Linked DNA regions of Homo sapiens: region 1 is linked to region 2. Evidence: read pairs that join two places in POLR2A ChIA-PET (ENCODE). Cell type or tissue: B cell. All regions are shown on one strand. Links, peaks and the distances in the headings refer to the core of each region. The heading gives the core; the rest is flanking DNA. Region 1 holds the start of TUSC2 (tumor suppressor 2, mitochondrial calcium regulator). Region 2 overlaps MON1A (MON1 vesicular trafficking associated A).

Evidence for each region. Peaks named below come from ENCODE experiments on the same cell type or tissue, not always from the same donor. Only the 100,000 strongest peaks of a DNase experiment are listed, where the experiment ranks them.
Region 1: POLR2A ChIA-PET joins it to region 2 with 10 read pairs; 3 of 35 experiments call an interaction of 5 or more read pairs at or near these places.

What each region holds. Positions count from the first base shown.
Region 1 is chr3:50,323,502-50,332,856 of GRCh38, reverse strand. TUSC2 (tumor suppressor 2, mitochondrial calcium regulator) reads left to right here and starts at 4,634. Exons shown (of 3, transcript NM_007275.3): 1 at 4,634-4,903; 2 at 6,380-6,500; 3 at 6,671-7,948. The coding sequence starts at 4,758. The coding sequence ends at 6,736. RASSF1 (Ras association domain family member 1) reads left to right here. Exons shown (of 6, transcript NM_007182.5): 3 at 703-807; 4 at 1,001-1,298; 5 at 1,408-1,523; 6 at 2,130-3,069. The coding sequence ends at 2,276. RefSeq lists enhancers at 4,390-4,499, 8,418-8,919 and a silencer at 8,020-8,209. In B cell, for the core only: no CTCF peak of the experiment used is centred there; a DNase peak (open chromatin) is centred at 4,596; H3K4me3 peaks cover 1,559 bases; H3K27ac peaks cover 1,621 bases.
Region 2 is chr3:49,915,581-49,924,935 of GRCh38, reverse strand. The region is part of intron 1 of MON1A (MON1 vesicular trafficking associated A); the gene reads left to right. Among named protein-coding and RNA genes, the nearest start is that of MON1A, 9.6 kb to the left of the region's middle. In B cell, for the core only: no CTCF peak of the experiment used is centred there; no DNase peak of the experiment used is centred there.

The DNA of each region.
Region 1 (9,355 bases), core at 3,061-5,560, 410 kb before region 2:
TCCCAAAGTGCTAGAATTACAGGCGTGAGCCAACGTGCCCAGCCTGTTTTTGTTTTTTGTGTTTTGAAGCAGGGTCTCACTCAGTTCCCCAGGCTGGAGTGCAGTGACACGATAATAGCTTACTGTAGCTGCAATCTCCCGGGCTCAAACGATCCTCCCACCTCAGCCTCCTGAACAGTTGGGACTACAGGCACACCACCACACCTGGCTAATTTTTTTTTTTCTTTTTTTAGTAGAGATGAGGTCTTGCTATGTTGCCCAAGCTGGTCTCAAACTCCTGAGGATCAAGTGATCCTCCTACCTTAGCCTCCCAAAATGCTGGGATTGCAGATGTGAGCCACCACACCCAGCCTGATTTTACTTTAAATGAGAGTCCCTCTTCAGAGTCCCTCAGCTGTTCCTGGCCCCTGGCCATGTGCCTTCAGTTGCCCCTGCTTCTGTGGTATCCTTAAGGCTACATTCAGTGCTGAGGCCCTAGGCAGGCAGCAGAGAGAAGCCAAATGATTCTGTCTTTCCCTTATCCACCCAGAGCATGCAAAACCAGGAGCAGTGGTGGGTTCAGGGTGGGCACCAGCTATGTATATGTACATCAGGGACAGGGGGCCAAAGGCAGTCAGTTTCCAAAGACTGCCCCAGAGGCCATTTTTCAGAGAAGCCCTGGGTTCCTCAAGGGCCCTGTGTCCATGCTGGCCCATCTTGCAGGACGAGCCTGTGGAGTGGGAGACACCTGACCTTTCTCAAGCTGAGATTGAGCAGAAGATCAAGGAGTACAATGCCCAGATCAACAGCAACCTCTTCATGAGCTTGGTGAGTTGACTGCTCAGGAAGGGGGCGTGGGGAGGAGCAGGTACCCAGCTATGTGCCTGATACTCAGAGGGTCACAACTGAGGTTATCTTGGGTGGGCGCAAGCAGTAATTTGTGCATACCCAGCCTAGCCCCAAGTAGACTGACATCTCACCTGGAACCTATTATCAAGGTTTGGTTTCTCTATTTCTTTAGAACAAGGACGGTTCTTACACAGGCTTCATCAAGGTTCAGCTGAAGCTGGTGCGCCCTGTCTCTGTGCCCTCCAGCAAGAAGCCACCCTCCTTGCAGGATGCCCGGCGGGGCCCAGGACGGGGCACAAGTGTCAGGCGCCGCACTTCCTTTTACCTGCCCAAGGATGCTGTCAAGCACCTGCATGTGCTGTCACGCACAAGGGCACGTGAAGTCATTGAGGCCCTGCTGCGAAAGTTCTTGGTGGTGGATGACCCCCGCAAGTTTGCACTCTTTGAGCGCGCTGAGCGTCACGGCCAAGGTGGGCTTCCCACCCCACCCTGCCCTATGTGAGGGTATATACGCATGCACCTGAGCATGCAGGGGCTGAGCAGCTGGCCCTGTCTCTGATCATTACTTCCCCTTCACAGTGTACTTGCGGAAGCTGTTGGATGATGAGCAGCCCCTGCGGCTGCGGCTCCTGGCAGGGCCCAGTGACAAGGCCCTGAGCTTTGTCCTGAAGGAAAATGACTCTGGGGAGGTGAACGTGAGTACATAGTTCTTAGTTTCTTGGTTGTCACTAGACAGGACTGATGGGCTGTAGCTACAGTAAGGCTTGGAGGAGGAATTGTGCTGGAAGACAAGCCCTGCAAAACAGTTCCAGGAGTGTATAGGCATTGTAACTAAAGCAAAGGCTTCCAGACCACTCATGCCAAAGCCTAGGGTTGTCCCAAGAAGCCAGGAAGAATTGCCTTGGTGCTTTGATCTTTCCTGGTGTGGAAAATCTTCTGGAGATGCAGGAGTCCATCTAATGACATGAGGAGGCCCCCTTCAGACTTTTTACCTGGAAGCTTTCTGGCTCCAAGGTATTAGGCCTGTGGAGTGAAATTAGACTCAGAATATGCCTGACCTGTCCACAGGTAATTGGGGAACATCTGACTTGGTTGTCTCAGTAAGGTGACCGTTTTGTAGGGCCCATCTTCCATACAAACTGCTGTCAGGGATCCTACCAGAGATCATTCAGCCAAGAGCCTGACATCAGAAAGCCCAGTCCTAGCTTGTGTGAACATGAGGTGCTAGTCTTCTCTGGGGAGGGTCTGCTGGCTTGGCCATCCCTTCTGCAGCCTGTACACTCCCCTTTTGCCCCTTGCAGTGGGACGCCTTCAGCATGCCTGAACTACATAACTTCCTACGTATCCTGCAGCGGGAGGAGGAGGAGCACCTCCGCCAGATCCTGCAGAAGTACTCCTATTGCCGCCAGAAGATCCAAGAGGCCCTGCACGCCTGCCCCCTTGGGTGACCTCTTGTACCCCCAGGTGGAAGGCAGACAGCAGGCAGCGCCAAGTGCGTGCCGTGTGAGTGTGACAGGGCCAGTGGGGCCTGTGGAATGAGTGTGCATGGAGGCCCTCCTGTGCTGGGGGAATGAGCCCAGAGAACAGCGAAGTAGCTTGCTCCCTGTGTCCACCTGTGGGTGTAGCCAGGTATGGCTCTGCACCCCTCTGCCCTCATTACTGGGCCTTAGTGGGCCAGGGCTGCCCTGAGAAGCTGCTCCAGGCCTGCAGCAGGAGTGGTGCAGACAGAAGTCTCCTCAATTTTTGTCTCAGAAGTGAAAATCTTGGAGACCCTGCAAACAGAACAGGGTCATGTTTGCAGGGGTGACGGCCCTCATCTATGAGGAAAGGTTTTGGATCTTGAATGTGGTCTCAGGATATCCTTATCAGAGCTAAGGGTGGGTGCTCAGAATAAGGCAGGCATTGAGGAAGAGTCTTGGTTTCTCTCTACAGTGCCAACTCCTCACACACCCTGAGGTCAGGGAGTGCTGGCTCACAGTACAGCATGTGCCTTAATGCTTCATATGAGGAGGATGTCCCTGGGCCAGGGTCTGTGTGAATGTGGGCACTGGCCCAGGTTCATACCTTATTTGCTAATCAAAGCCAGGGTCTCTCCCTCAGGTGTTTTTTATGAAGTGCGTGAATGTATGTAATGTGTGGTGGCCTCAGCTGAATGCCTCCTGTGGGGAAAGGGGTTGGGGTGACAGTCATCATCAGGGCCTGGGGCCTGAGAGAATTGGCTCAATAAAGATTTCAAGATCCTCCTGCTGTTGGAATCTTTTATACATATAAAGTTTTTGTAGAGACATGAGTCTCTCTGTGTTGCCCAGGATCCTCCCAACTTGGCCTCCCAAAGTGTTGGGATTACAGGTGTGAGCCACCCTGCCCAGCCTGGACTCTTTATTATTATAGGCGCAGAGCTGCAGTTGCCCCTCATGGTGCCAGAAGTTGCCAAGGGTGATGGACAGGCTCCCAGGTGTCTTGCAAAGTCACCATGGACCAATTTGTGAAGATGTAGTATGCATACATACTTGGTCATCACTCAGCTCCCTGGGGCTCAGGTTGTGGTGGAGACAAAAATGGACTGCAGTTAGAACTTAGGGAAACTGGCTGGGCATAGTGGCTCACACCTGTAATCCCAACACTTTGGTTGGGCTAGGTGGGCAGATCACTTGAGGCCAGGAGTTCGAGGCCAGCCTGGCCAGCATGGCGAAACCCCATCTCTACCAAAAATACAAAAAAAATTTAGCTGGGCGTGGTGGTGGGCGCTTGTAGTCCCAGCTACTCAGAAGGCTGAGGCAGGAGAATCGCTTGAACCCGGCAGGCAGAGGTTGCAGTGAGTGGAGATCACACCACTGCACTCCGATAGAGCAAGACTCCAACTCAAAAAAAAAAAAAACGGCCGGGCGCAGTGGCTCAGGCCTGTAATCCCAGCACTTTGGGAGGCCAAGGCGGGTGGATCACCTGAGGTCCGGAGTTCAAGACTGCCTGACCAACATGGTGAAACCCCGTCTCTACTAGAAATACAAAAAAATTAGCCGGCATGGTGGCAGATGCCTGTAATCCCAAGTACTCGGGAGGCTGAGGCAGGAGAATCGCTTGAACCCTGGAGGCAGAGGCTGCAGTGAGCCGAGATCGTGCCACTGCACATTATCCTGGGCGACAAGAGTGAAACTCCATCTCAAAAAAAAAAAAAAACAAAACCATCCCTTCAACACACACACACCACGCTCTGGGAGAAGGTGTGGCATAACTCCTTCACCAAATACAGAGCTGCCACCGTGGACCAGACACTGCTCGTGATACCGAGGGTATAGCTGTTAACAATTCTTGCTTTCATTAAGCATGGACTCTGCTGGGTTTGAAAACACTGAATTCGAAGTTCTTCAGAACTGAATGTAACTATGTGAATCTGGCCAGTTCCTTAATTTTCTTTCAACTTGGTTAGTTCACATAAGCGTGGCAATCGCAAAAATACAGCTGTGAAAATAGAAGCCAGATGGGCACCCGGCGGTCTGGCCTTAGGCCCTGAAGTGCAGGTTTGAGGATTGGTGCTTGCGAAGTCCTGCTAGGCCTGAACTCAGGTGTTGGGGGACGTCAGAGCCGCCAAATACACCCAAAAGACCGGGAGGACTCACGGCCACCACTTTCCTCGGTGGGAGCTGTCCCAGCTGGTCAGATCGCGCTTGCTGGGACCTGGGATCTCGCAACGCATGCTGGGATGCCCAGCATCTAAGGGCGCCCATTGGTCCCGCCCCCACGACTTGAGCAACAGCCAATCAGAGGTGGCAGCGTGCGGAAGCGGAAGTGAGGTTTCCGTGGAGACAGCCGAGCCTGCGGAAGGCGGCGGCGGCGGCACCTGCGATCAGCGGCTGGGGCAGGTTATGGTAGTGCGGACTGCGGTGTGAGCAGAGCGGCCACGGGGCCCGCCATGCGCCGGCGGCCCTGACATGGGCGCCAGCGGGTCCAAAGCTCGGGGCCTGTGGCCCTTCGCCTCGGCGGCCGGAGGCGGCGGCTCAGAGGCAGCAGGAGCTGAGCAAGCTTTGGTGCGGCCTCGGGGCCGAGCTGTGCCCCCCTTCGTATTCACGCGCCGCGGGTAAGGGCATGGGTTCCACCCTGGCGGGGGGAACAGGCGGGCGGCCAGGCGTCCCGCGCCACGGGGGAACTTCCACCGCTGTACCCCACTACAGCCAAGCCAGGACGACCCCCATATTTTGAGCCTCATTGGAGCTGGGGGTGGAGAAAGCCGGGCAGTGGTCTCCTGGCGGCCTGGCCACTCTGAAAGTCTCCCTAGGGAAGAGTGGGCCTGAGGCTTGTCACTGGTCGGACCTTCCGCACGGTAAAGCTAAGCTAGGGCCTCCATAAGACCTCCATAAGATCTCTTCCTTTCATCCCTTCCGGCTCAGCCTGCATACTGAAGGGTCCTAGCCTCCCTTTCCCCCCCAGTTATTCCAAGGGGATAATAACCCTCTGTTTAGGCTGCTTTTCCTGACAGTAGTGGGGCTGAACCTTTGAGCGTAGTGGCTGGGAAAGCAGGGATAGGCCTCAGTATTGGGGGTGAGGCTGAGGAAAAAAGACCCTCACCCAGTTATGTTCTCCAGATCCAGAGCGCTGACCTACCCACCCAACCCCCAGCCCAGTCTCCCAGAGGCCCGCACAAGAGTACCAGATTGGCTTGGCTCTAGTGGGCTCCTGGAGATGGGCGCTCCCTGTGCTAGAGATTTGGCTGTAGACACCAGGAAGACCCAACAGTGGCAATTCACCAGCCACCTGGGGTGTGGGGTCAGGGGAGACGCAGCCTTCATTCCTTTGTGCTTCTTCCTAGCTTAGGCTTCTGCTATTTCAGTCTTTGACACTGGGCCAGCAGCATCTTCTGGAGTGAGACCAACATGCCCAGGCCACCACCCTGCCCACTCTAGAAGTCCTGGGTGAAGGCAAAGTCCTGATATTAGAATGGCTGCCCTTGCTGAACAAATCAAGGATGAGAACTGGCCTTGGTGGCTGCCTGGATGGTGTGCTCTGGTGTGGGCTCTCTTCTTGGGGGTCTGACATAGTAGCACTGCCCACCCATCACCTCACTTCCCACTTTCTTCTAGTAGACCCCAAACCCCAGGCAAAGGATTCTCCAGGCAGGCCAGGCACCGTGGCTCACGCCTGTAATCCTAACACTTTGGGAGATGAAGACGAGTGGATTGCCTGAGTTCAGGAGTTCGAGACCAGCCAGAGCAACATGGCAAAACCCCGTCTCTACTAAAATACAAAAAATTAGCAGGGTGTGGTGGTGCATGTCTGTAGTCCCAGCTACTTGGGAGGCTGAGGCAGGAGAATTGCTTGAACCCAGGAGGCAGAGGTTGCAGCAAGCTGAGATCGCGCCACTGCACCTCCAGCCTGGGCAACAGAGTGAGATTCTGTCTCGAAAAATTTTTTTTAAAAAAAGGATTCTCCAGGCATATTATCCTCTTTTCTTCCCACTTGGGGTTGGGAAGACCACAGACTTCCCCGTGACCTGTGACATTTGCCATGCCCAGGTGTGGGGCTCCAGCCCAGCCTGTTTCCTTCTCCCTCTACACAGCTCTATGTTCTATGATGAGGATGGGGATCTGGCTCACGAGTTCTATGAGGAGACAATCGTCACCAAGAACGGGCAGAAGCGGGCCAAGCTGAGGCGAGTGCATAAGAATCTGATTCCTCAGGTGAGGGGCTGGGCAGCGGTCACAGAGCCTACACTAAGCGTGTGGAGGTGGACCCAGATGGGATCTGTTGTCATGGTGGGGGCTTTTGCGGGGGGATCTGGGAGGAACAAGGAAGCTTCCTGAAGTAGAGGCCCTGAGCTGACCCTTACTAGCCTCTGTTTCCATGGCAGGGCATCGTGAAGCTGGATCACCCCCGCATCCACGTGGATTTCCCTGTGATCCTCTATGAGGTGTGACCCTGGGAGGTGGCAGACAGAAGCACCCCCTGCCCCGGCAAGAAACTCCCAGGCTCAATCAAGGTGTGGCTTCCATTGAGGAGCCCAGGCTGGGGCCACAACCCTGAATAAACTCTGTTGGCCCATAACCTTCAGCTGTGAGCGGGTCGGTCCCACAGTATTGGTTGGGTGTTGGTTTGTGTGTGGACAAGAGGTGGTTGGTGGGTGGTGAAGGCTAATGGCAGAGTTAGCACCCCACTCTCCCAAGCCACCCCTGCAAGCAGCACAGCAGGGCATATACCAGTCAGGAATGCCCGTTACCTGGTTCCTTGCCTGGTCTGCTTTCTTCCAAGTTTGCCTGGGGCCTAGCCCTGCTAGAGGCTACAGCACTTTACAAGCAAGGTATGCTTTCTTCCAGCCCCTAGGCTGTGGGCACTGTATACAAGTAGGAACTTCCTTTCCTTCACTTCCCTTTTAACCCCTAGTCAGAGCATTTCAGCCGTTTGCTACCTCGATTCCTCCTGTGTTGGACAGAGGCTGGGGGCAGTGCCAGCCTGATTCTTCCGACCTACCTGCCATTTGTTCCCGCCTTCAGATGGATGGACAGTTTGCTGGCTATTGATAGGAGTGGGGACTGGGTGGGGGCTTCTCCCTCTACCCAGGGCTGGGCTGATCCCCCTACTGCAACTAACTGTTGCCCCCCAACCCCGAACCCCCAGTTGAGGAGTTGAGAGAGTGCAGGCTGGGGTCAGGACAGGCTGCGGATGCTTGTGCCTATGGGGAGTTACTCCAACCCACCTATTCTGTCTAATCTCCATGGCTTTGCACCAAATCCTCCACCCCTCCAATTGGGAGGGGACTGTTCACCACCTTGTGGTAAGGGACAACACCCTAAGGCTGGTGCCAGTAGTTATGAGTAGCCTACCACCCCCTCCCTTACAGTAACCCCCACCCCTTCAGGATCAGTCAAGGGAAAGCACTAGAACCCCTGGGTAGGGAAAGAAAGGAGGGAAAAACCATAAAAGGAATACTTATAATGTGAAGGTTTGTAAATAGTCCATGATGATGTCGTGGCAGAGTCTGATTTCTATATAGAGGTGACTTTTTTTTTAAGTACTGTGCAAGCTCTGTGCTTCTATAATGTGGGAAATGGCTTGGGGAGGATGGCCCCTAGCTTAGGAAGACTGTTGTGTTATTTGTTCAATTTCAATAAAATGATTTGTAGATCCTGCACATGAGAGTGGCATCCTGTGGGGGCTCTGACACCCAGTGTCTAGACTACCACCTGGGTTCAATAGGTAGGCCTGGCACAGGACTCTGGCAGGCCCCCTATGACCAGCAAAGCCCAAGAGTAAGTCTGAGCCCAGCCTGTGGCCATCCCAACTGTGGCCAGCAGGTGGCTGTGTGTTCACACAGACCTCACTGCAGGCCCCCTGCAGGGTGGGAGGGCACTCATTTATCTGTTGTGATCCATGTGGTGGTGACCCTTGGAATCAGAAGGCCCTGGGATACTTCACTAAGGATTGGCCCCACCTGCCTGATCTAAGGTGAGAGAGTGTGACCCAAGATAGTTCTGGAATATCTGTCTTAGCTGTAGCATCGCCAGCTGATCCTAAGTGGGGTCATGGCCTGACCCCCATGGACCTCAAAGGCCCAGCTTTAATGGACAGCAGCCAGATAGGTGTCCCCACGCCTTTGGCCTACTGCCAGGCTCAGCAACCCAAACTCATGTGCCTCCTCTGAGGCCTGCCTGCGGACACCATGGGAGAATGAGCTCAGGCTGCTGTTTCAGCAAGCAAGGCTCGGCCCACTAGTATTGCCCCTGCTGTCTGTTGCCCCCATCTTCTCATCACCTGCAGCCTGCCCACTGTGGTCATTCTGCCTGCACTTCTCAGGGGCTGCTATAAGGCAGATTCTCTACTAGGCTTAGGCTTTGACTATCAGTCCAACTCCCAGTTAAAGAGGGGAGATTTCAGGGACAGGCTTCTGAGTGTAGGGAGCTGGTCTGCCAGTCTTTCGGAGGTTTGAACTTGTCAAGGCTAGGGCAGGATCACCATATCCAGCCTGGACTTGCAGTTCTGTGGGGTGCCTCCCCATACCCCCATAAGATGCCAAACATGAGGCCCTGTCATCCTCCATGGTCCCCCTCTACTGGCTGTTCAAGGCCCAGGGCTCTCCCATGCCAGATAGCATCCTGTCTCCTACCACCACTGTCCCAGCCTGAGGGAACTCCCTGTGCTGGGCCTACCCAGCTGACCCCATCGCTGGAAACAATGGGGGTCAGGCAACACTTCCCCACTCTCTCCCGCCGGGCTGTGCTCACTTCCTTCCTGCTGGCTGCCTGAGGAAGTGTCCCTGCCCTGGGACAGTCTGGCCTAGCCTTTGTTTCCCCGGGGGTCCCCACCCATGGAGCTTTCAAGGCTTCTGGCCCCTGTGAAGCCAGCACAGTGGTACAGGGACACTGCACCTTCCCCTACCATGTCTTGGACTCCTTGGTCCTCAGGGCCAGACTCCTGGGTATTCACCTACCCCTCACACAGCCTTCTGTTGGGGGAGAGGCTCCTGGGCATTGGGCCATTGGGTTGTTGAGGGGTTGGCTCTGGGTGATTTGAGGGTAGGTAGATTTGCACCCCTGGAGAG
Region 2 (9,355 bases), core at 2,845-5,344:
TCATCTGAAGGTTTGACTGGGCCTAGATGATCTGCTTCCGAGATGACTCACTCATGACTAGCAAGTTGGTACTGGCTGTTCACAGGAGGTCTCAGTCCCTTGCCATGAAGTTCTCTCCATAGAGCTGCTTACATGTCCTTACAACATGGCTGATGGCTTTCCCTAGAGGGAATGATCCAAGAGAACAAGGCAGAAGCCACAATGTCTTTTATGACCTAGCCTCAGAAGTCACACATTGTTTTTTCATTTTTTTTTGAGACAGGGTCTGCTCTGGCACCCAAGCTGGAGTGCAGCAGTGCGATCTCAGCTCACTGCAACCTCTGCCTCCCCCCGGGTTCAAGTGATTCTCATACCTTAGCCTCCCAAGCAGTTGGGATTACAGGCGCCCGTCATGACACCTAGGTAATTTTTGTATTTTTAGTAGAGATGGGGTTTCACCATGTTGTCCAGGCTGGTCTCAAACTCCTGACCTCAAGTGATCAGCCCATCCTGGCCTCCCAAAGTGCTGGGATTACAGGCATAAGCCACTGTCCCCAGCCACACATTGTTATTTACACAGTGTCCTATTGGTTGCATAGGTCAGCCCTGCTCAGTGTGGAAAGGGAGTATGCAAAGTCGCATAGCAGGAGTTGAGGATTACTAGAGACCATCTTGAAGGCTGACAACCAAGCTGGATATTAAAAACAAAAAGGCATTCTATGGTGAAAATGTTAACTAGAGACATTTTGCTGGATGTGCCTGTATTCTGAAATAGAGCTAACAGGATTTGCTGATGGTTTGGTATATGAGGTGTGGGGAAAAAAAGAGAGGCGTAAGGGATGACTCCAAGGTTTTTTGTTTTTTTTTTTTCCTATGAGACAGAGTCTCGCTCTGCCACCCAGCCTGGAGTACAACGACACGATTTTGGCTCACTGCAACCTCTGCCTCTCCAGTTCAAGCAATTCTCCTGTCTCAGCTTCCTGAGTAGCTGGAACTACAGGCACGTGCCACCATGCCCGGCTAATTTTTTGTATTTTTAGTAGAGACAGGGTTTCACCGTGTTAGCCAGCAAGGTCTCGATCTCCTGACCTCATGATCTGCCTGCGTCGGCCTCCCAAAGTGCTGGGATTACAGGTGTGAGAAACCGTGCCCGGCCGACTCCAAGGTTTTTCACCAAACAACTGAAAGAATGAGATTGTCTTTCTTGGCCAGGTGAGGTGGCTCACACCTGTAATCCCAGCACTTTGGGAGGCCAAGGTGGGCAGATCACAAGGTCAGGGGTTTGAGACTAGCCTGGCCAACATGGTGAAACCCTGTCTCTACTAAAAATACAAAAATTAGCCAATGTGGTGGCACACGCCTGTAGTCCCAGCTACTCGGGAGGCTGAGGCATGAGAATCGCTTGAACCTGGGAGGTGGAGCTGAGATTGCGCTGTTGCACTCCAGCCTAGGCAACAGAGCAAGACTGTCTCAAAAAAAAAAAAAAAAGAGCTTGTCTTTCTTTCGTTCTTCCCTTCCTTTCTTTCTTTCTTTCCTTCCTTTCTTCCTTTCCTTCCTTTCCCTCCTTCCCCTCCTTCCCCTTCCTTCCTTCCTCCCTTCCCTCCCTCCCTCCCTCCCTTCCTTCCCTCCCAGAGTCTCGCTGTGTCACCCAGGGTGGAGTGCGGTGGCGCGATCTCAACCTCCACCTCCCGGGTTCAAGGGATTCTCCTGCCTCAGCCTCCCGGGGTAGCTGGAATTACAGGCATGCGCCACCACACCCGGCTAATTTTTTGTATTTTTCATAGAGATGGGGTTTCACCGTGTTAGCCAGCATGGTCTCGATCGCCTGACCTCATGATCTGCCTGCCTCGGCCTCCCAAAGTGCTGGGATTACAAAGTGTGAGAAACCGTGCCCGGCTGACTCCACGGTTTTTCACCAAACAACTGAAAGGATGAGATTGTCTTTCTTGGCCAGGTGTGGTGGCTCACACCTGTAATCCCAGCACTTTGGGAGGCCAAGGCAGGCGGATCACCAGGTCAGGGGTTTGAGACCAGCCTGGCTAACATGGTGAAACCCTGTCTCTACTAAAAATACAAAAATTAGCCTGTGTGGTGGCACACGCCTGTAGTCCCAGCTACTTAGGAGGCTGAGGCACGAGAATTGCCTGAACCCAGGAGGTGGAGCTGAGATCGCACTGTTGCGGTGAGCTGAGATCGCGCCATTGCACTCCAGCCTGGGCAACAGAGCAAGACTGTCTCAAAAAAAAAAAAAAGAAATTGTCTTTTTTTCTTTCGTTCTTTCCTTCTTTCCTGGCTTCTTTCCTTTCTTCTTTTCCTTCCTTTCTTCCTTTCCTTCCTTTCCCTCCTTCCCCTTCCTTGCTTCCTTCCTTCTTTCCTTCCTTCCCTCCTTCCTTCCCTCCTTCTTTCCCTCCCTCCCTCCCTCCCTCCTTCCTTCTCTCCCTCCCTCCTTCCCTCCTTCCTTCCTTCCTTCCTCCCTTTACAGAGTCTCGCTCTGTCACCCAGGGTGGAGTGTGGTGGCACGATCTCAACCTCCGCCTCCTGGGTTCAAGCTGGAGTGCGGTGGTGCGATCTCAACTCTGCCTCCCAGGTTCAAGCGATTCTCCTGCCTCAGCCTCCCGGGGTAGCTGGGATTACAGGCATATGCCACCACACCTGGCTAATTTTTTTATTTTTAATAGAGACGGGGTTTCACTGTGTTAGCCAGGATGGTTTCGATCTCCTGACCTTGTGATCTGCCCACCTCGGCCTCCCAAAGTGCTGGGATTATAGGCGTGAGCCACTGCTCCCGGCCGTCTTTCTTTCTTTCTTTTTTTTTTTTTGAGACAGAGCTTTGCTCTTATTGCCCAGGCTGGAGTGCAATGGCGTGATCGTGGCTCACTGCAACCTCTGCCTCATGGGTTCAAGTGATTCTCCTGCCTCAGCCTCCCAAGTAGCTGGGATTACAGGCATGCACCACCACACTTGGCTAATTTTGTATTTTTAGTAGAGATGGGGTTTCACCATGTTGGCCAGGCTGGTCTTGAACTCCTGACTTCAGGTGATCCACCCACCTCGGCCTCCCAAAGTGCTGGGATTACAGGCATGAGCCACTATGCCCAGCCATGAAATTGTCTTTTACTGAGATGGTGAAAACTCTGGGAGAAGTGGTAAGTGCCTGTAGTCCCTGCTACTCGGGAGGCTGAGGCAGGAAGTTCACTTGAGCCCAGGAATTTGAGGCTGTAGTGCATGGTGGGGTGGTGATTACACCTGTGAATAGCCACTGCACTCCAGACTTGGTGACAGAGCAAGACCCCATCTCTTAAAAAAAAAAAAAAAAAAGTGCTACCACGCCCGGCTAATTTTTTGTATTTTTGGTAGAGATGGGTTTCCCGTGTTAGCCAGAGTGGTCTCGATATCCTGACCTGGTGATCCGCCCACCTCAGCCTCCCAAAGTGCTGGGATTACAGGCGTGAGCCACTGCACCCGGCCTTTTTTTCTTTTTAAAGACAGGTTCTCTACCAGCCAGGCGTGGTGGCTCAGGCCTGTAATCCCAGCACTTTGGGAGGCTGAGGCAGGCGGATCATGAGGTCAGGAGGTTGAGACCATCTTGGCTAACACGGTGAAACCTCGTCTCTACTAAAAAATACAAAAAATTAGCCGGGTGTGGTGGCAGGCGTCTGTAGTCCCAGCTACTCGTGAGGCTGAGACAAGAGAATGGCATGAACCCAGGAGGTGGAGCTTGCAGTGAGCTGAGATCGCGCCACTGCACTCCAGTCCAGGCGACAGAGCGAGACTCCATCTCAAAAAAAGAAAAAAAAAAGGAGACAGGGTCTCACTCTTATTGCCGAGGCTGGAGTGCAGTGGCACGATCTTGGCTCATTGCAAGCTCTACCTCCCGGGTTCCTGTGATCCTCCCACCTTAGCCTCCTGAGTAACTGGGACCACAGACACGTGCCACCACGCCTGGCTAATTTTTGTATTTTTGTAGAGGCAGGGTTTGCCATATTGCCCAGGCTGGTCTTGAACTCCTGGGCTCAAGTAATCTGCTTGCTTTGGCCTCCCAAAGTGCTAGGATTACAGGTGTAAGCCACCATACCCAGCTAGGAGCAACTTTTTAAGGAGATGACCTTTTTTTTTTTTGATGCAGAATCTGGCTCTGCTACCCAGGCTAGAGTGCAGTGGCACGATCTTGGCTCACTGCAACCTCCGCCTCCCACATTCAAACAATTCTCCTGCCTCAGCCTCCTGAGTAGCTGGGATTACAGGCGTGTGCCACCACACCCAGCTAATTTTCATATTTTTAGTAAAGATGGGGTTTCACCAGGTTAGCCAGGCTGGTCTCAAACTTCTGACCTCGTGATCCACCCTCCTCGGCCTCCCAAAGTGCTGGGATTACAGGTGAGAGCCACCACGCCTGGCCAGGAGATGGCCTTTTTAAGGAGTTCAGTTTGAGGCATATAACCTTGAGATAACATGAAGTAGACAGTTAAATGTGTGTGCCTCTTTAAGTCAGAAAAGATATTGGGGCTGGAGATTAAAAAAAAGTATTAATATGTAGAGGGAATTTAAAACTATGAGACCAAATGAGATCACCAAGGGATTGAGTGAAGACAGAGAAGAGGTCCAAAGACTGAATTCTGTGCCCCTTTACAGTAAGAACTGCAAAAAGGACTCAGAAGGAGTAGTCCATGAGGTCAGAAGAGAGCCAAGAAAGGAGTGGTATGCCATAAAAGAGGAGAAAATGTTTCAAGAGAGAGGAAATAACCAAATTATCTATTGTTTATGGGTGAAGTAAGATGATCCTGGAGGTCGTTGGTGACCTTGATGGGAGCAGTGTTGATGGAGTAATGGAGGTGAGATTCTGTTCAGAACTGGTTTAGAGAGAATGGGAGAAATGGAGAGGCTACGGCAGAGACAATTCCTGCTTTCCAGATATCCGTGAGCTCCATATATTTCCCAGTCCCTCTGGCCACATCACTGGTTCTGGCCAATGTGAGCTACGAAGTATTTAAGAGCTGGTACATGATCCTCCATCTCTGTCTTCCCTTGCCAGGTGATGTGGAAGGCATGTGTTCCGAATGGCTTCTATAGGGTGCTAGTGGCTTGGATTCCTGAATCACTGCTTGGAAGGGAGCTACTCTGAATTGCTACCAGTCCCACAGTAGATTTTATGTGAGCAAAAAATAGGTCTTTGGGGCTGGGTGCGGTGGCTCATGCCTGTACTCCCAGCACTTTGGATCCGTGAAGGTGGGCGGATCACCTGAGGTCAGGATCACCTGAGACCAGCCTGGCCAACATAGTGAAACCCCGTCTCTACTAAAAATACAAAAATTAGCCAGGTGTGGTGGTGGGCGTCTGTAATCCCAGCTGCTCGGGAGGCTGAGGGAGGAGCATCGCTTGAACCCAGGAGTCAGAGGTTGCAGTGAGCGGAGATGGCGCTGCTGCACTCCAGCCTGGGTGACAGAGTGAGACTCCGTCTCAAAAAATAAAAAAAGATCTTTGGGTGTAAAACCTGTAGCATTTGGCATCCATTTTTTACACAGAATAGTCTAGCCTACCTGACTAATGCAAACTCCAAATATTATTTGCCATTTTGAGGGGGTTTGTTTGTTTTTTTATAAAGGGCAACAGAAAAATGGGTTGATAGCTAGTGGGGAATGTAGAGTTAAGGGGAAGTTTGTTTTGTTTTAACTTTGAAGTAAAACAAACATATAGAAAAGTTCACAAATCATAAGTATAGCCCAGTGAATTATTACAAAGCGAACACCCCCAAAATTGTTTGGTTTTTGTTTTTGAGACAGGATCTCACTCCCTTTACCCAGGCTGGAGTGCAGTGGTGTGATCACCACTCACTGCAGCCTGGACCTCCTGGGATCAGGTGATTCTCCCACTTCAGCTTCCCAAGTAGCTGGGACTGTAGGTGCATGCCACCACACCTGGTTAATCTTTTGTACTTTTTGTAGAGATGGGGTTTTACCATGTTGCCTAAGCTGGTCTCAAACTCCTAGGCTCAAGTGGTTTGCCCACCTAGGCCTCCCAAAGTACTAGGATGACAGGCATGAGCCACCAAGCCCTGCTGGGAGGGGGTTTTGAAGACAAGAAATATCACCATATTGGTAATGGATAAGGGAGAAGGGGAAACTGATGAGGAGGGACAGCTGCTGAAGCCATGTACCTGAGTAGGTGAGAGGGGCTGGGCTCTGGTGTACACATGGAGGAGTTAGCCTCTATGGAGCATGAACAGCTCATCTTTAGTAAGAAGAGGGGGCCAGGCACGGTGGCTCATGCCTGTAATCCCAGCACTTTGGGGGACTGAGGCGGGTGGATCATTTGAGGTCAGGAGTTTGAGACCAGCCTGGCCAACATGGTAAAACCCCGTCTCTACTAAAAATACAAACATTATCCGGGCGAAGTGGTGGGTGCTTGTAATCCCAGCTACCTGGGAGGCTGAGGCAGGAGAATCGCTTGAATCTGGGAGGTGGAGGTTTTGGTGAGCCAAGATCGTGCTCCTGCACTCCAGTCTGGGCCACAGAGTGAGACTCTGTCTCAAAAAAAAAAAAGAGGGAAGGCCTATTCTGGCAGATGAGGTAAGCTCGTGGTGGTAATCTCCGGAAGTTCTTTTTTTTTGTTCTTTTTTTTTGAGACAGAGTTTCGCTCTTGTTGCCCAGGCTGGAGTGCAGTGGCATGATCTCGGCTCACTGCAACCTCTGCCTCCCAGGTACAAGCAATTCTTCTGTCTCAGCCTCCCAAGTAGCTTGGATTACAAGCACGTGCCACCACACCTGGCTAATTTTTTTTTATTTAGTAGAGATGGGGTTTCACCATGTTAGTCAGGCTGGTTGCGAACTCCTGACCTCAGGTGATCCACCCACTTTGGCTTCCCAAAGTGCTGGGATTACAGGTGTGTGCCACCGCGCCTGGCCTTCTTGTTTTTTTTGAGACGCAATTTTGGTTTTGTTGCCTGGGCTGGAGTGTAATCTCGGCTCACCACAACTTCCGCCTCCCGGGTTCAAGTGATTGACCTGCCTCAGCCTCCTGAGTAGCTGGGATTATAAGCATGCTCTACCATGCCTGGCTAATTTTTTGTATTTTTAGTAGAGACAGGGTTTCTTCATGTTGGTCAGGCTGTTCTCAAACTCCCGACCTCAGGTGATCTGCCCGCCTCGGCTTCCCAAAGTGCTGGGATTACAGGCGTGAGCCACCACACTCGCCCCGGAAGTTCTCTTCTAACGACTTCTGTCTTCTCGGTGAAATGGAAGGCAAGGTCATTTGCTGATAGTGCTGAGTATGACCATCAGGGAAGGAGATGATGGATGTTTGAAGAGAGAAAAGGTGTGAAGTTGACTAGAGGAGTAGGAAAGTGAGGAGACATAGAAATGTAGGGCATTCCGGCCAGGCGTGGTGGCTTACGCCTGTAATCCCAGCACTTTGGGAGGCTGAGGCGGGTGGATCACCAGGTCAGGAGATCGAGACCATCCTGGCTAACACAGTGAAACCCCGTCTCTACTAAAAATACAAAAAGAAATTAGCTGGGCGTGGTGGCGGGCGCCTATAGTCCCAGCTACTCGGGATGCTGAGGCAGGAGAATGGCATAAACTGGGGAGGCAGAGCTTGCAGTGAGCCAAGATAGCGCCACTGCACTCCAGCCTGGGCGACAGAGCCAGACTCCGTCTCAAAGAAGAAAAGAAAAGAAAAGAAAAGAAATGTAGGGCATTCCAGGCCGGGTGCTGGCTCACAGCTGTAATCCCAGGACTGTGGGAGGCCAAGGCAGGCAGATTGCTTGAGCCCAGGTATTGGAGACCAGCCTGAGCAACATGGCAAAACCCTAATTCTACCAAAAAATACAAAAATTATCCACGCATGGTGGCTCACGCCTGTGTTCCCAGCGACTCAGGAGGCTGAGGTAGGAGGATCGCTTGAGCCCAGATAGGCCTGGAAGCCCTGGCCACAACCCTGGTACTGTCAGGAGCAGCTTACTCTTGGCCTGCACTTGGGCAGACTCATCTCTCAGAGCCCACTCTGGCTTTTAGGATAGCTTTGGAATTACTGGTCTATGAGATTTACGTGGCCTGTGTGTTCTTGCGCAAGACTTAGACATGCCCTAGTTTCCTTGGCATTCAGCATCCTGGGCCTTGTGGTGTTGTGGTGGTTGTTTTGGATTGCTCCTCTTAGTCTCAGTCTCAGAGGGGACCTCTGTGGATGCTACCGCAGGTTCCTGTTGAGGGCATGCAGCCTCTTAGTTCCTCTGGCCCACTGTCTGACAAGGCAGCCTGCGCCTTTTCCTTCTGGGCTCTGACTCTTGCTGGGAACCATTACTCTTGATTGTCCTGATGGATGGGACTGGGGGCCTAGAAAATCCCCAGATTATCTCCCCAACCTTCTTTCTTTGGTTTTATTCTGTGTGGGGTGATGCTGTTGGCAGTGGTGCCCAACCCTCCATGTGCTCTGCGGTCCTTCAGGCTCAGTGCAGGAGTGGCCACCAGGCCAGCTGTCAGGATACAGGCTCTGCTTCCCTATCTGTTTGCACGTGGAGCTTCTGCAAAAGATTCAATTAAAGAAAGAATTACATAGCTTAAAGGTGACAAAAAGAAGAGGTTGAAAATTAGTTCTTTGGGCACACACATAGGAGCTGCCTGACTGGAGCTATGCCAGGTCCAGAGAGAATGTTCTTGGACACAGACTGGCTGATGCCACACAAATGCTACTGATGGTGATGCTATCTGTTTGGGACCACCCTTTTCATGAACTTTTTTGAACACCTACTTTATGCCATGCTTCCAGGGAAGAGTCATTTGCCCAAGGTTACACAGCTAGGAGGGGACAAGAGCTCAGTTATTCCCACCAGACTCTGTGTTCTGGGATGCAGGCTCAGGTCTACTTTGCTCACACTAACACCAGTGCCTCCTGGGCCCCTGGCCTGCCTGCAGTGTTTGCTCCATGAGTCTCTGCCCTTCTAGTCCATCCAGCTAGATCCCTCTTTCTTAAAGGATTGGTACCTGGAATGGATCCCCTCTTGGGTGAACTGTATGTTGCCTGACAAGTGAGGATCCTTCAGCCTGCCATTGAAGGACCCTAGAGGCCAAATAAGCCTTGCTACCAGCCTCGGTGAGCCACCCAGCTAGCTCTGTTACCACTGACATTCACTTGTGGCCACCTCCACCTGGGCCTGGGGCTGTGGAAGGACAAGGAGATCCGGCTGAATCTATCCTGGCCATTACATGGGCACTGAGAGTTGACATGTCTATAGTTGTTTTTAATTGTTAAGACAACTCCTTGTGCCAAATTCAAAAGGTACAAAAGGATATTTAGAGAAAAGCAGGGCTGCAGCCTGAAGACAAGCCTGTTGCCTGTGTCTCACTTTTTTATCTGCAAACACCTAGATATCCAAAAAGAACTA